Regions from separate parts of the Homo sapiens genome. Here regions 2 and 3 are each linked to region 1. Evidence: chromatin contacts called from ENCODE Hi-C or POLR2A ChIA-PET data. All regions are on one chromosome and are shown on one strand. The core of a region is the stretch at or near the end of the contact, and the rest is flanking DNA. Distances in the headings are between cores, read along the strand shown. Region 1 holds the start of CIPC (CLOCK interacting pacemaker). Region 2 holds the start of DPF3 (double PHD fingers 3). Region 3 holds the start of GTF2A1-AS1 (GTF2A1 antisense RNA 1).

Evidence for each region. Hi-C counts contacts between places; a loop is a spot of excess contacts on that map. ChIA-PET counts read pairs that join two places held with the same protein, here RNA polymerase II (POLR2A). Pooled maps may share reads with other maps.
Region 2: a map of naive thymus-derived CD4-positive, alpha-beta T cell shows a loop between it and region 1 (16-fold over the local background). The contact joins the promoter of DPF3 here to the promoter of CIPC in region 1. A Hi-C loop is called at or near these places in 1 of 168 maps with a recorded cell type or tissue (naive thymus-derived CD4-positive, alpha-beta T cell) and 4 of 50 pooled maps. POLR2A ChIA-PET finds 5 or more read pairs at or near these places in 1 of 52 experiments (activated B cell).
Region 3: a loop to region 1 is called in a pooled map, with 32 times the contacts of the local background. The contact joins the promoter of GTF2A1-AS1 here to the promoter of CIPC in region 1. A Hi-C loop is called at or near these places in 8 of 50 pooled maps.

What each region holds. Positions count from the first base shown.
Region 1 is chr14:77,096,305-77,100,847 of GRCh38, forward strand. It overlaps CIPC (CLOCK interacting pacemaker), which reads left to right and starts at 1,954. Exons shown (of 4, transcript NM_033426.3): 1 at 1,954-2,057. LOC124903350 (a long non-coding RNA gene) reads right to left here and starts at 1,714. Exons shown (of 2, transcript XR_007064275.1): 1 at 1,572-1,714; 2 at 161-596. RefSeq lists enhancers at 1,185-1,234, 1,596-2,425, 2,565-2,724 and a silencer at 1,415-1,564.
Region 2 is chr14:72,891,796-72,896,338 of GRCh38, forward strand. DPF3 (double PHD fingers 3) reads right to left here and starts at 2,306. Exons shown (of 11, transcript NM_001280542.3): 1 at 2,262-2,306. The coding sequence starts at 2,293. RefSeq lists an enhancer at 2,266-2,560.
Region 3 is chr14:81,219,132-81,223,674 of GRCh38, forward strand. GTF2A1-AS1 (GTF2A1 antisense RNA 1) reads left to right here and starts at 2,087. Exons shown (of 2, transcript NR_135252.1): 1 at 2,087-2,394; 2 at 2,508-4,249. GTF2A1 (general transcription factor IIA subunit 1) reads right to left here and starts at 1,828. Exons shown (of 9, transcript NM_015859.4): 1 at 1,358-1,828. The coding sequence starts at 1,387. RefSeq lists enhancers at 42-550, 423-492, 533-622 and silencers at 963-1,082, 1,613-1,662, 1,693-1,992.

The DNA of each region.
Region 1 (4,543 bases), core at 704-3,203:
TAGCTATCCTTAAAGATTTACCTACTGATCTCTTCCTACTCCAACAACCAAAAAAAAACAAAGTTTTTTTTTCTCCCTTTATTTTATTAATTAGGTTTTGTTCACAATCTTCTGGTACTTATCCCATTCTCTTTCATATTATTTATTACAGCGCGTCTTATTTCCCATATCAGATTTTAAGTTATCTGAAGGCAGATTGTTTTATTCCACTTCAAAAGAAGGCAATATATTAATAGCTTCATGGATAAAAGCCACGGTTTTCGTTTGTTTGTTTTGGTGAGACGGAGATTTGTTGCCCAGGCTGGAGTGCAATGGCACGATCTCGGCTCACCGCATCCTCCGCCTCCCAGGTTCAAGCGATTATCCTGCCTCAGCCTCCCGAGGATTACAGGCATGTGCCACCACGCCCAGCTAATTTTGTATTTTTAGTAGAGACGGGGTTTCACCGTGTTGCCCAGGCTGATCTTGAACTCCTGACCTCAGGTGATCCGCCCGCCTCGGCCTCCCAAAGTGCTGGGATTACAGGCGTCAGCCACTGTGCCTGGCCAAAGCCATGGGTTTTTAGTTGAGTCCTAATGGGCAAAAACGCCACACAACTGGAAAAAAATACCACCTGCGTCATAAACTTGTAAGGAATCATAAAAGGATGCATATAAAGCGGCCCGGCTCCTAATTACTTGGTAATTGTTAACTATTGCTTTCACTCTGTCCCCAAAACAAAAGCCTTACATGGTGTAGGCATATTACTTGTTGGTAAAGCTGACTACTAACAAGTACACCCATACCCAGTAATACATTAGAATTACCTGTGTCTAGAGGACTAACGTGATTAACCACGACCTAGCAGCACTTACAAAGGCCTGGATGACCAGTATAAAACAATTCCCCACTATCTAAATCAGCACTGTCCAATATAACTTTCTGCGATGCTGGGAATGGGCTATATATAATCTGCACTGTCCAATAAAGAGGTCACTGAGCTCCTGAAATGTGGCTAGTACAACTGAGAAACTTATCCAGTCGTTAGTGACCATCTTACTGGACAGCTCAGCTCTTGAATCTGCCTCGACCCGTCAACTCTTTAAACTCGCCCATGTCCTCTTTTTCACTAGCGAAATAATTCTTTTTCTAAGTAACCTTCACTGATTCAAGGCATCAGAACGTCAACTGATCCCAAGCCCTTTTTTTCTTTAGCTGTTACACACGTGTGTTCACCGTGAACCTTCACCAAGAAACAGCATCCATATAAAACCCATAGCACATGACAAAGTCAGTCAAACATCAAAGGTCATGAAATCATCTACTTAAAATAACTCATCGCGCCTCGACCTCGTGAAGCACGGTCTCGAGGGTGGACGGGAACAAAAAACAAACAGGGCGACAGGCGTAGAGAAAATGCGAGGAGCACGCGGGGAGGTCTGGCACCCCTGTCACGGCGACTCCAGGCTGAGGCCGCCCGCACGCCCGCTCTCCCACGCCGGGCACTGTCGCTCCCGGCACGCGCACAGGCCGGACACGACTCGCCCCGGCCCCCACCCCCAACGGCGGCACGGCGGCACGGCGGCACGCACCAAGACAGTGCGAGAGTCGCTCCTCTCTCTGTATCGACTCCAAGCCGGCCCCACCCCCGGCTCCTCTGAACCCCGCCTGGAAACCTTGCCCAAGCCGCTCATTGCTCAAGGCCCCCGTACAAAATGGCGGCGAGGCCTGAGGAACCAACCATAGAGACGCCCGCCGGCCGCGGACAGAGCGTAGGCCTCTGAGCGCTGGCCCCGCCCCGCGCCGGCCTGGTCTTCCGGCGGGGGCGGGGAAAGGGCGCATTTCCAAGGGCCCTTCTAGGAGAACAGCGTGCGGTCTCCATGGTGCCGGGTCATCCGAGTCGGGTCACGTGGCTGGCGAAAGCCGTCGCGGAGGCGTGGGGAGGAGAAATGGGCGGGAGGCTGTGGGGATAGCGAGACACCCAGCGACGACGAGGTTGTCATGGTGCCGCGGGGCCGTGCTCGCGCATGCGCCACCTGACCCACAGGCCGGTCGTGGAGCTGCGACCCCGGCCCTAGGTGAGAAAGGGAGGGCTCGGTCCGGGAGGAGGGGAGCAGGGATGACGGCGGGAGAGGGATTGGGCGAGGAGCGTGGGGAAAGGAGGTGGAAGTAGGGGAGAGAGGAAGAGGAGCGAGTAGGCAAGAGGGGCAAACCGGGACTTTCGGAGGACGGAGAGCCAAATGGTGGGAGCAGGGCTTTGGTTTGCTGTGAGGGGCGTGGGAGAGGGAATCGCGGGTGAGGAGGGGGCTGCGTGTGGGGAGGAGGCTTGTGTGAGGGGCAGGTGGGCCCTGGTCTAGCCCTGGGCGCAACCGCCAGCCGGCTGGGCGGGGAGAGAGCTTGGAGTCCAGCCCGGCTGGGAGCTGAGGGCCAAGCAATGGGCAGGTGAGTGGGCGCCAGAACTAGTAACTGGGCGAGGGTCCTGGGCTTCCGGTTTGAGGTCGGGGGTGGTACCCTGTTCTGGCTCCAGGGCACAGGTGTGCTGCCTTTTCCAGAGACCTGCCGTCACCCTCGTTGCTGGTTGTTTCCCCTGAGTGGCCAGCTTGCCAGGCTTGGTGTCGGGGGTAGTGTTTCTGGGGAGAAGGTGGGCAGTGCCAAGTAAGGAGTTAAGTGGTTAGTGGGTGGGTTCGGGGGAGCTCTGATCCCGGCCCAGGTCACAGGCTGGAGCTAGGCTCCCTGTTATTGCTCAAGTCCTGGCAGTATGCATTGCCTGGGCGTTTGCCCTGGAAGGCTGGTGGTATGCCAGTCACAGCACAGTACTAGGGTCTGCCCAGTTTTGCCCTGCTGAGCTGGCAGGCTGGTGGATGCCTGGAGGGTGCACATGCTGCCTGGCACAGATGCAACGTGGGCTGGTGCGAATGGGTAGGTGGGCACTGTTACTGTGAACTAATTGCAGCAGGGGATCGGAGAAAGTTCTCTAAGCTCATCTCCCCTTTGAAAGGTGAAAATAGAGCCAAACTGGTCTAAAACATAGGAAATTGTATGGAATTGGGGTTCAGGATCTTTGACACGAATTTTCAGCCAAGTTGGAGAAATGGAATGAATGTGGAAGGGAAGATGAATATTAGACATTTAGGTAGACAGGGTTTTTCCACTGTTAAGATACCCAGACATTCTCCCAGAATGGTATCCCTGAATATGCAGGCCAAAAGAAAATGACTTCGGAGAAAAGCTAGTAATGTATTTATAATTCTAACGGGGATTACTCAAGGTTTTCTTTCTGTGACCTTATCACTTTATTGTATTTAAGCCTCTGGTTGGGCTTTTACCTCACACTTCTGTCCAGGCACACATGTTATACACGTGACACATTTTAAAGGGAACTTGAGCTTCCAGGAATGTTGCCAAGTGTCTATAAAAGGAGAGATCTGAAAGCAGCATTTCAGATCCTTTTCTTGTAACCCTGGATCTCCTTTTTAATCATAAGGACAAATCTTCACAAAGATTGTTTGTGGATTAGATCAACCCTTAATTTGGATGGTGGATTTGTCCCTGACGTTTCAACTTAGAATAAGGGGTAGATCAAATATCTGTTTCCTGCAGGGGACCAGACGTGGAGGTTAGATCTTAAGGTGACCGTGGTGTTTGGAAATGCAGAATCTTGACCTTCAAGCTGTTCAGGTATTTCTGTGACTGCTAAGCTACTAGAGCTGTCAGAGACTCAGCAGGTCAGAGATTTGTTGGAATTTATTACTCTATTGAATGCCTCATGTTAATTGTTGGGGGCTGAGGTTGCAAAGATGAAAAAAACAACTCGAGGTTGAGGAGACAAATAATTAGACTAATGTCAGAAGTGCAAAAAGAGTAGTAAGAGCTAAATGCTTTGGAGCACTTGCTAGGATTTTGAATTTTGTCCCCTTATATAAACTTATATATTTATTGATTCACTTTCTTTCTTTCTTTTTTTTTTTTTTTTTTTGAGACGGAGTCTCACTCTGTCACCCAGGCTGGAGTGCAGAGGCACAATTTCGGCTTACTACAATCTCTGCCTCCCAGGTTCAAGCTATTCTCGTGCCTCAGCCTCTTGAGAAGCTGGGATTACAGGCACACATCCCCAAGCCCAGCTAATTTTTGTGTTTTTAGTAGAGACAGGGTTTCACCATATTGGCCAGGCTGGTCTCCAACTCCTGACCTCAGGTGATCTGCCCGCCTGTGCCTCAAAGTGCTGCTGGGATTATAGACGTGAGCCACCTTGCCTGGCTCTGATTCTCTCTTTTCTTTTCTTTTCTCTTCTTTTTTTTTTTTCTTTTGACGGAGTCTCACTCTTCACCCAGGCTGGAGGGCAGTGGCAACATCTCGGCTCACTGCAACTCCACATCCCAGGTTCAAGGGATTCTCCTGCCTCACCCTCCCAAGTAGCTAGGATTACAGATGTGTGCCACCACACCCAGCTAATTTTTGTATTTTTAGTAGAGACAGGGTTTCACCATGTTGGCCAGGCTGGTCTCGAACTCCTGACCTCAGGTGATCCATCCACCTCTGCCTCCCAAAGTGCTGGGATTATAGG
Region 2 (4,543 bases), core at 1,056-3,555, 4.2 Mb before region 1:
ACTCCCACCTAGAAAAAGCAAGCAGGGGCGTTGTGTGTATGCTAGTGTCTGCATGTGGGTGGCAACACAATTACAAATACATCACGTTGCAACTGTTTCTAATTATACAAAGTACAATTCAGAACTAATTCCACTAACCGGCCAGAATTCCGCCACCTTCTTTCCCGCGTCTGTCCCTTCCCCCACCCTTAACCCCACCCTACACAGACTCCCTCCCCAAACACGCACCCTACTGTGATCCAAAAAACCCTGGAGCGAGTAGGGGAACACAAGCTTAGAGATACTGCGCCCGCCCGCGCGAAAGCGGGCTCCCGGGTAACTAGGGTACGGCTTTCCCAGGAGGAAACAAACCTGGTGCACATGTGAAATAGGTTCTCTAACTTGAGTTTACCAGGTGGCATCAGCCCGGTTATGTGATTTCGGCTGGAAATGGGGAAACTGAAAATCAGTTGTGGGTTCGGTAGAAACAGCATCAGCGGTGTTGCAGCGAAAGCAACCGGCAGCGAGGATGCGGCGAAGTTACGCCCATTTATTCTGCCATAAAACATTTTCTTTCTTGGGTGAAACGCTGTGGCGTTCAAGCGCAGTGTATCCGAGCTTCCGAGCCAGAACTGAAGCCAGGAGCTCCTATCTGATCAGCCTCAGCTTCCAACGTCCTCTTAACGGCAGCTTTCATATAAATATATTTGAAACCTGGGGCCTTCCTACCCCTTTCCCTATTTCTGATGGGCGACGAGCTGGCGCAAACACGTCCGATTCTCCCTGTGCATTCCTTTGCGTTAGGAACCCCCTACCGTCCCCGGGAGCGAACCTGGTTTTCAACTCCAGGAGTGGCCAGGGGTGAAGACGAGAATGCGCTGAATTAAAAGAACCAGGGTCGACAGCGGCCACGCACCAGGGAGAATTCGGCATGAACCGCCCCCCACCCGACCTGCACCTCCCTCTGCCACTTCGCCTGCGGCTTCGTCCGGGCGGGGAAGTCCCGGTCGAAGGGGTGAGGACCCCCCAGCCCACCTCGGATACGGAGGGAGCCACCCTCTGCCGACATCACCCAATAGCACCCCTTTCAGAGCGACACTAGTTTTCCGAGGCCACCCCTGGCTCCGCGATCGCGAGCGGACTTGGCGGCTTAACAGTTCCACTGACTGGAAGGAAGGAAGGAAGGAAGGAAGGAAGGAAGGAAGGAAGGAAGGAAGGAAGGAAGGAAGGAAGGAAGGAAGGAAGGAAGGATGAAAAGGAGGAGGAAGGCAGGCAGGCAGAAATTGGCTGTTGGACCCGGGGCTGGCCCCCGCGAGTCCTCGCCCGGCCCGCCCCACTCTGTCCAGGATCTGGGCAAGCGCTCAAAGTCTCCCCGAGGCGGCCAGAGGCACCTGCCCCTCGCCCGGCCGGGAGCAGACGCTGCCCCCTCGGGCCAGGAGCCCCAAAACCGCCTCTCCGCCTGCCTCAGCGCCTCACCCAGAGGTGGCGAGAACACCATTCATAAGACCTGCGGCTTCCCTGCCTCCAAATCCACCCCAAGTTAACCCGAGTCGTTAATCCACTAAAGCCAGCTCGCTCGCAAATACACGAGCAGACACACGCTCGATCGCCCGGAGCGCCTCCGAGATCCGGGGGCTGCCGGGGAAAGCCCGGGGCGACCACCTGGGCCCCAGCACGCCCGGGACCCGCTGCTTCCCCCGCGGTGCTCCAACTCCGGAAGGTTTGCACAAACTCCCCGCGAGCGATCGGAAGGCGAAGAGCGCCCTGCAAACTCCGGAGCCTCCGCGGTCCGTCCGCTGGACCCAGCGGACCCAGCGGCGGGGCGGGGGCCGCGGGCTCGGGGGCGCGGGGCTCGGCCAAGTACACCGAGGCGGCCACTGCCCGACGCTCGCCCCCCGCCCAGCAGCCCCCGAAGCCGCGCTCCCTGCCCGCGAGGCGGGGGACTCCGGGGACCGCGCCGTCCCCGAGCTCCCGCGACCCTCCTGCTGTAGAGCGCTCGAGCGCCGGGCTTCTCCGCCTGCAACCCCTATATCTGGCTCTCTCTGCAATTTAGCAGAACACAAATGTAACAATTTTCTTCTTGTTAATTGCATCTCCTGACATTTCTGCGCGTTGGGGGAAAAAAAGAAGATGAAGAAGTAAGAGCTGAAAGAAGAGAGAAGCCCCGCCGCGGCTGGAGGCGCCTGCAAGCGCAATGCTCTGGCAGCGCTCGCCACGCAGAAGGCGCCTTTTTTTTCATATTGAAACCACGCGGAATATGTACATTTTTTAGTCTTACTTACGCTTTCAGGGGGTTGTGAATGACAGTCGCCATTTTGCTACAATGTAACAGAATATTGTCTCAGAGTTCTAAAGGTTCGCTCAGGGGAAGCGACGGGCCAATCACAGCGCGGGATACCGGCCCGCCGGCCAATCGGCGCTGCTGGTAGCTAGGTGGGCGGGGCCTGCGCCGTGGTAGTTATTAGGAGAGCTGTCAAAGCCCAGAGGTCACTCCCTTTTGTAGAGCCCGAGAGCCAGCAGGTCTTAAAGGGGCAGTACAGCGCTGGTAGCTCCTTTTCGGGCTGGGGAAAGTGGAGACGCACGGGAGAGTATTATAGTTTGGTTTAACTCCCTACTTTTCTAAATAACTGCAGAAGAGTTTGCGCTCCCGGACAGAAATATTTAAATATTGCCAGCAAGCCACTGAATCCTATTCATTAGCCTTTGGCTTTGCGTATCAACATTTTTAATCCCCCAAAGGGTAAATCCCCGTGTTTCAGTGCAAAAGTTGGAAGGCTGCCGTTTCGTGTTAACAAATTACTACATGTGCTCTGCCGTTTGCTAATGCTCTGGGTCCTGCCGCTTTTTAATATTCTTATTCCCGAAGTGTTCTCTTTATCTCGGCCACCTTCCTCTCTCGCTTCTTGGAACTGTCGCTGCTGTTCCTGGCGACTCCAGGACAGCAACTCACCCTCCCCCTGGAACGTCTCAATGTCAGGCTCGCTCCCTCCTGCAGCCAGGGCTTTCCTTACGTAGTGCAGGGGGGTTACTCTGCGCGGTTCCCCGCTACCACCCCTTCGGTTCTTCCCTCTACACCAGAAACTTCCAAAATGCTCAGATTCCTGCTAGGTGGTGGGACCTGGAGCTCTGATCTTTAGGCTTAGGGGTAGGGAGGACTTAAGGCAACCTTTGGAAACTTTCTACTGCTAGGAAGCAAGTGACTAGGCAGAAGTTGTAGAGCCTGGACTGGGTGTTATCAGGGTCCCTTTAGAGGAGTGGCACACGCGATTCTGGCGTCACCTTTCACTACTTAGATAGAAGGTGGAAAGAATTTGCTAATGAATAATCCGATGTGACCCGAGGCGTCCAATGAGTCTGTGTCTGCTTCAAGTCAGTGTGAACTCTTCACTGGCGAGCCCCTGACAAAATTGGGAGACTTCTGCGAAGTCAGGCTTCCACTGGGCACCGGGAAGCTCTGGGGGGATGAAATCGCATTAAATCGCGAATAGGGTAGGGGCCTCGTTAGCATACAGAAGTCTGGCTACCATTCCAAAGCTGTTTAATCAGATCAAATAGCTAAGATAGTGGGGGAGGGGTGGCAAGGGGAGAGAAGTTGCCAAATTGCCAGTTCTTCAAAGCTATGCCCTCTCGCTTCCTTTTGCTCCTCTCAAGACAATGAATAAAATAAAATAAACATTCCAGAATTTTAAGAGTTCAACTACATACACTATTAGATTTACAGATAAACAGAACGTGGCTGAATCACTATGTTTTTAAAAGATTTGAAATCTTTAACTCCTCTCTGCGTATTTAAGAAGCAGAATTGAGTTCTATAGATTCCTTTGTAAATCCTTTGCATAGCATCTTGGCAGAGATTACAGTTTGAAAAAGTTATCTCCTTTTCCAAAATTGAAGTTTGAAAAATCCCTTCTTTACTAATTTGACAAGAAATTGGTTCAGAAGCCTATACTTTGCCTGAGGTGGGCCTTGACATCATTGAAAAGCAAGAACTGTATTCTGACCCAAGAAGTATGAGTTTGAATTATCAGTTAGAACTCCCAATAACCTCTTTGAGGTATCAAAGACACAACAATTCAGATTAGTAGACGACAACGTATTTTCTTACATGCAGCCTGATAAAGGAGGAAATGTAGAGCATGTCCTGAACAAGATTTACAATGGGGGAAGAGAGAAAAAACAAATGTATATTACATATTAAAGAAAACACATACTCTAAGCATGTACATATCATTTATTGTGTTAAGGCCTGGATGCAGAAACCAGCATAATCTCTAACTACCTAACGAACTTGAAAATGTCAGATCAGATTTATTGATTGGATTGGAAAATAGTGAATTAAAGACAGTACTTTAAAAAAAAAAAAAGGATAGCCTTGCTTTTTGTAACCCAATGGAATGTCATTTTAACTCTATCAATACAGTTATGACTTTTAAAGAAACACTTATATTTAACAAAAGAGTTATTTTACTTTAATGTTTACATTATAGATCAAAATATAAAGATTTCTTTTTTTTTTTTTTTTTAACCAGAAGGTTCAAAAGCAAAGAGTAGGCATGTTTAAAGA
Region 3 (4,543 bases), core at 837-3,336, 4.1 Mb after region 1:
AAAATTGTAAACAAAAAGGGACAGCGATTCGGATATATTCCCCCTAGCAAACAAAGAAGGCAAATCCTAGCTGCTGCTGGGAACAAAACCAAAACTTGGGGCTCTGAAAGCAGCCCGCGACGGGTGCGAAATCACAGGGTGAAAAAAGGACCTAGAAATAAACTGAGCTCTGCACACGCCTGGCTCTTGCCTCGGGAGCACGCACCTCCCAGCCCCGCTCTCAGCAGCTCTCACTATTTAAAGCCGGATCTGGTGTTTAAATGGAGAGGCGGTGACGTAGGCCTGAAAAGCACCTTCCCATCCTGGCAGAGTCTATATTAGAGAGCGGCAATGGCTCTATATAAACAGGGCAGCCAAAGGGAGGAGGACCACAAGGCTCAGGGACTGAAAAGCAGGGTAAGCGGCCGCAGCCATGATGGTTAGACCCGAGTCGCCAACGGTACGGTGTCGGGCGGCCGCGGGCTGGTCTGCGGCATTTGGGACCGGGCAAAAAACGTGTTTTATTGTCATCATAAAAATAAGAGTTGGGTGGACTAGTGATCACACTGCGTTGGTGACTGAAAAGGTTATTTATGTGACTGCTTTTTGCAAACCTACGTGATCGCAAGTAACAAAAAGGGACCAACGGGAAGAAGTAGGTAAATTTCAAGGCGAAAGCGGGGACACTTGGACCACTGCAGGCTTTTTTTGTTTGTTTTGGTGCTTCTGCTAGGCGAAGATACGATGGGGGTCTTCCCCTTCGCCATTTTACCCATTCGGAAGGAACTGAGATAAGTGCTTTTCAACCAACCTTCGTCCTTTTTTTAAACATAAAATGGCCTCAGAGAAGGTTCCCAAAGCACAGCCGCCAAAAACAACCTAAGAAACCCCCAAAGTAACCATTAATCTTCCACTGCATTAAAGTGGATCACGATGGGTCTCGGGGGTTCGCCCGATTCCCCACACACAGTTTTTGTTCTGTAGCCACTCGGGGAGCCCTCGTCAAGCCAGCGCGGACGGGCCCCTCGGGGGGAAGCGGCGGCTCCCCTCCCGCCCTCCCTCCCGGCGGCCGGGTTCTGGGGCCGGGGCTGCGCGCCCGACCGGGCCCAACCGCCTCCGCGGCCCGGCCCGGCCCGCGGCGGCCCCAGGCCCCACCGGCGCCCCCGCCCTCCCCGCGCCGCGAGCCCTCGGCGCCCCCCCGCGCCCGCCGCCCGGCGCTCCGGCCCGATCCGCCCGAGGCGGGAAGCGGCGGCGGCGGCGGCCGCGCGGGCGGCTGAAGAGTCGAGGCCGGGAGTCGCCGCCGTCCCCGCCCCCGCCCGGTCCGGCCGTTGCTGCAGCCTGAACGAAGCCCCCGCCGGCCACCGAACCACGTCCTTACCACGGTGTTTGTATTTGCCGAGTTCGCCATTTCCACACACAACACAAACAAGAGGGGGCAACCCCAAGAAAACAAGATAAAAACAAAACCAAAAAAAAAAAAACTATAACACCCGGAGGGTGACCCAAATCACCGCAAGATTGGGGAAAAAATTTTAAACAAAATCAATCCTGAAGGAGTAGGGGAGAGCGGAGAGAGGAGGAGGAGGGGGGCACTCCTCCCGCAGCTGAAAACCTCGAGAATCGCCTTAAAAAAAAAAAAAAAGCCACGACCCTTCAGGGGTCCGGGGGGCGTTGCCCGCTCCCCACCCCGCGCCAAGGAGGGAAACCACCACCGGTCACCGCTCCCTGCGCCGCCGCTGCCGCCACCGGCTGCAGCTCCAGCCGTCCGGTCCGCCCGCTTCTCTCCTTTATATAGCGAGCCAACAAGCTGCGCGAGCCACCACCGCCGCCGCCGCCGCCGCCGAGAGACAGGGTGAAGGGGGAGGGAGGGGCGGAAAGGGCGGGGGCAGAGGTGGGCGGGGCTGAGCGCGAGACACCGCGAGAGCCGCGTGCGCAGGCGCGCCGGGGCGGAGGCCGCCGGCGAGCCGCGTTGTCACGCGCCGTGGCGGGTACTGGACTGGCGGAGCCCGGGGAGTGAAGTAGTGAAATCGGACCTACGCCTCTCCAACGCTCGCGTGATCACGTGGTTGGCACCCAGGCGGAAGTCTGCGGCAGTTCTTTGCGGTGAAGAACTTGCAAAGCGTTGCTGGAAAAGACGGGAGTTCTACTGACACTCCAGTCCAAAGCTAGGTGGGACCGCCTCCTGTCGCACGTTTCCGCCTGGTCCCGCGCTTTAGGAGCTAGGAAATGTGACAGAGGCGGTGCCTACTGCCTCGCTAGGAATGGCCGCGGAGGAGGACTGGTCACGTGGCGTGGCTTCCGGCCTCTGGCGCGTTCCTATTCGGGAAGGTTTTAAATGCGGAGTCATCTCTTGATTTGTCAGCGAGGCTTTGACTGTGAGCTTCGCGGCGTTCGCGCCTCACCGCCTCACCGAGGGTGGGTCTTTCGCGCGCAGAATTGTGTAGGATTTTCCAAAGGGAGTAAAAGCCGATCGGGGCCTACTTTTAACATTCCACAATTAGTAACGTCTGATTCGTTTGTTTCCACAGTGGGTACGCTGCGAAGACTAGGCTTATGTTACCCAGAGGTTAGTCCTCTACTAGGCCACGTACTTTAAATAATTTATCACGCTAGTGGAAATGCGGGGTGGAAGAAAACCCCACCAGCCTTTGGATTGTAACAGCACAGTAACTTTCCCTGGTTTTTAAAAATATTGCCAAAATACTGCGACTCCATGTGGCCAACGTATAGTGACTGATCACTTTGAAATGCATGCCCTTGACCCACCAACTCGCATGGCCTCTCGCTATAAGAGAGCAAGCCGGCTGTGTTCCATGTTCAATTCAATAAGTGCAATTCAATAAGCTTTTGACTTGTTCTGCCCAAGCAAATCCTGCCTTTATATCGACCTTGCAAGCAGAACAGAGAATGCTGTTTGGAAGGCAGAATTCATAGTACCTAGTTTTCTTGTCCCTGGGAATTTTGAGGGACTTGAAATGTCGCGTGGATGAGTGAGGGAGTTTGTCTTCCAGAGACAAAGCAAAACGAAACGTCAAAGTTCTGTGCTGGTGAAACCAGATTTGAAGAATATCAAAGGCGTCTTACCAAAGAGGAAAAAAAATGCATCTTGCCAAGACTTGAAGAAAGGGATTAGAGAAACCAGAGGCCTTGAATACTCAGAAAATGGGAGATTGTGAATGGGTGTAGAGGATATCTATGAACCTTGACATTTCTTTTCACGCCAAGTCCATTCCCCTGTTAACAGTTGCTTCCCAGTTTCCTGCACAGCTGCATGGTCTGGGACACTTAAAGAAAAAAATCACAGGAAATCAGTGTTCTTGGTATATTATATAAAGTTATGATTCTATCAACATTTGTAATTCATTTAATATTCAGGTGACAGCCCGAAAATTTACACTAAACAATACCATTCCTGTTAAGTTTTACTACATATTGAGAGGACTTCTTGTTACCTCCCTATTACATACTCCCAAACGCTTTGCACATGGAATCCCTCACCTTCCACCTAGTTTTCCCCCCTACTATTGATATTCTTGACTAAAAGGTTGAGTAGTTTCGCCATCAATTAAAGTTAAAACCACTGCAGACAGGACAGGGAAGAAAAGCTACGAGGTTTGCTCTTCACAGAATTAATCTGTGAAATAATGGATTGTAGTTACTGGATTAAAATGGCAGAAAACCTAGTCTTGGCCTCCTTAAGACCATCAGACTCCCTGGAGGCTCTGAGTTGGCTTCTCTCTTTACACCTAGATTGCAACAAGACCTAAGCACTTGGTTAATATTTACCCAGGAACTTAGATTGCTTGTGTGTCTGGCATCTAGCCATCATGGATTCCATTCCAATATATTGGTTTTCCAGTCCCTCAATAGCTGTTATATGCCTTCATTGCAACATATGTGTGCCATCCAGTTTAGTTTCGGAAAGAAATATTTTCTGTTATACCAAAATTGTAGGACTGAATACTTGGAAGCTGCAGCCCTTTAATTCACAAAACAAAATTTGTGAGAGAAAACTTCTCCCAAGTAAGATTACATTTAGCATCATATTTAAATTGTTTCTATCTGAACTTTTTATTCTTGGTCTCCTACAGCTTGAATGACGTTTCTAACTTTAACAGCTCTTTCTACTATATAAAACATTTATACAGGATTTGCTGTTTGTGATCTTACACTTTGTAGCAGCTATGTACTTAGATAGATACATAATAGTACTCTCCTTGTGATGAATGTTTATGTGTTTTTTTTAACTTCAAAATGATTTATACTGGGAGTTAAAATGTTGCGTCTTTCTTTTAATATGCAGCCTAAACACTAGATAACTGTAAAACAAGAGAAGAAAAGGGAAAAAAAATCGATGTATAAATTTTGCTACACCATCAACAAAATGACAGCAAACCTTCTGTGTCCAAACATTTAAATATTTTACTGTCCAAATGACTATTTTAGCAACAATGCCAAGAAAGAGAAGAGTCTAAAAAGATTGTGGAAATTGGCTTAAACTAAAATCTTGTGACTTCCCAGCAAACTCCATTTTCTTAAATAGTGAAGAAAGAAAAAAAACAAA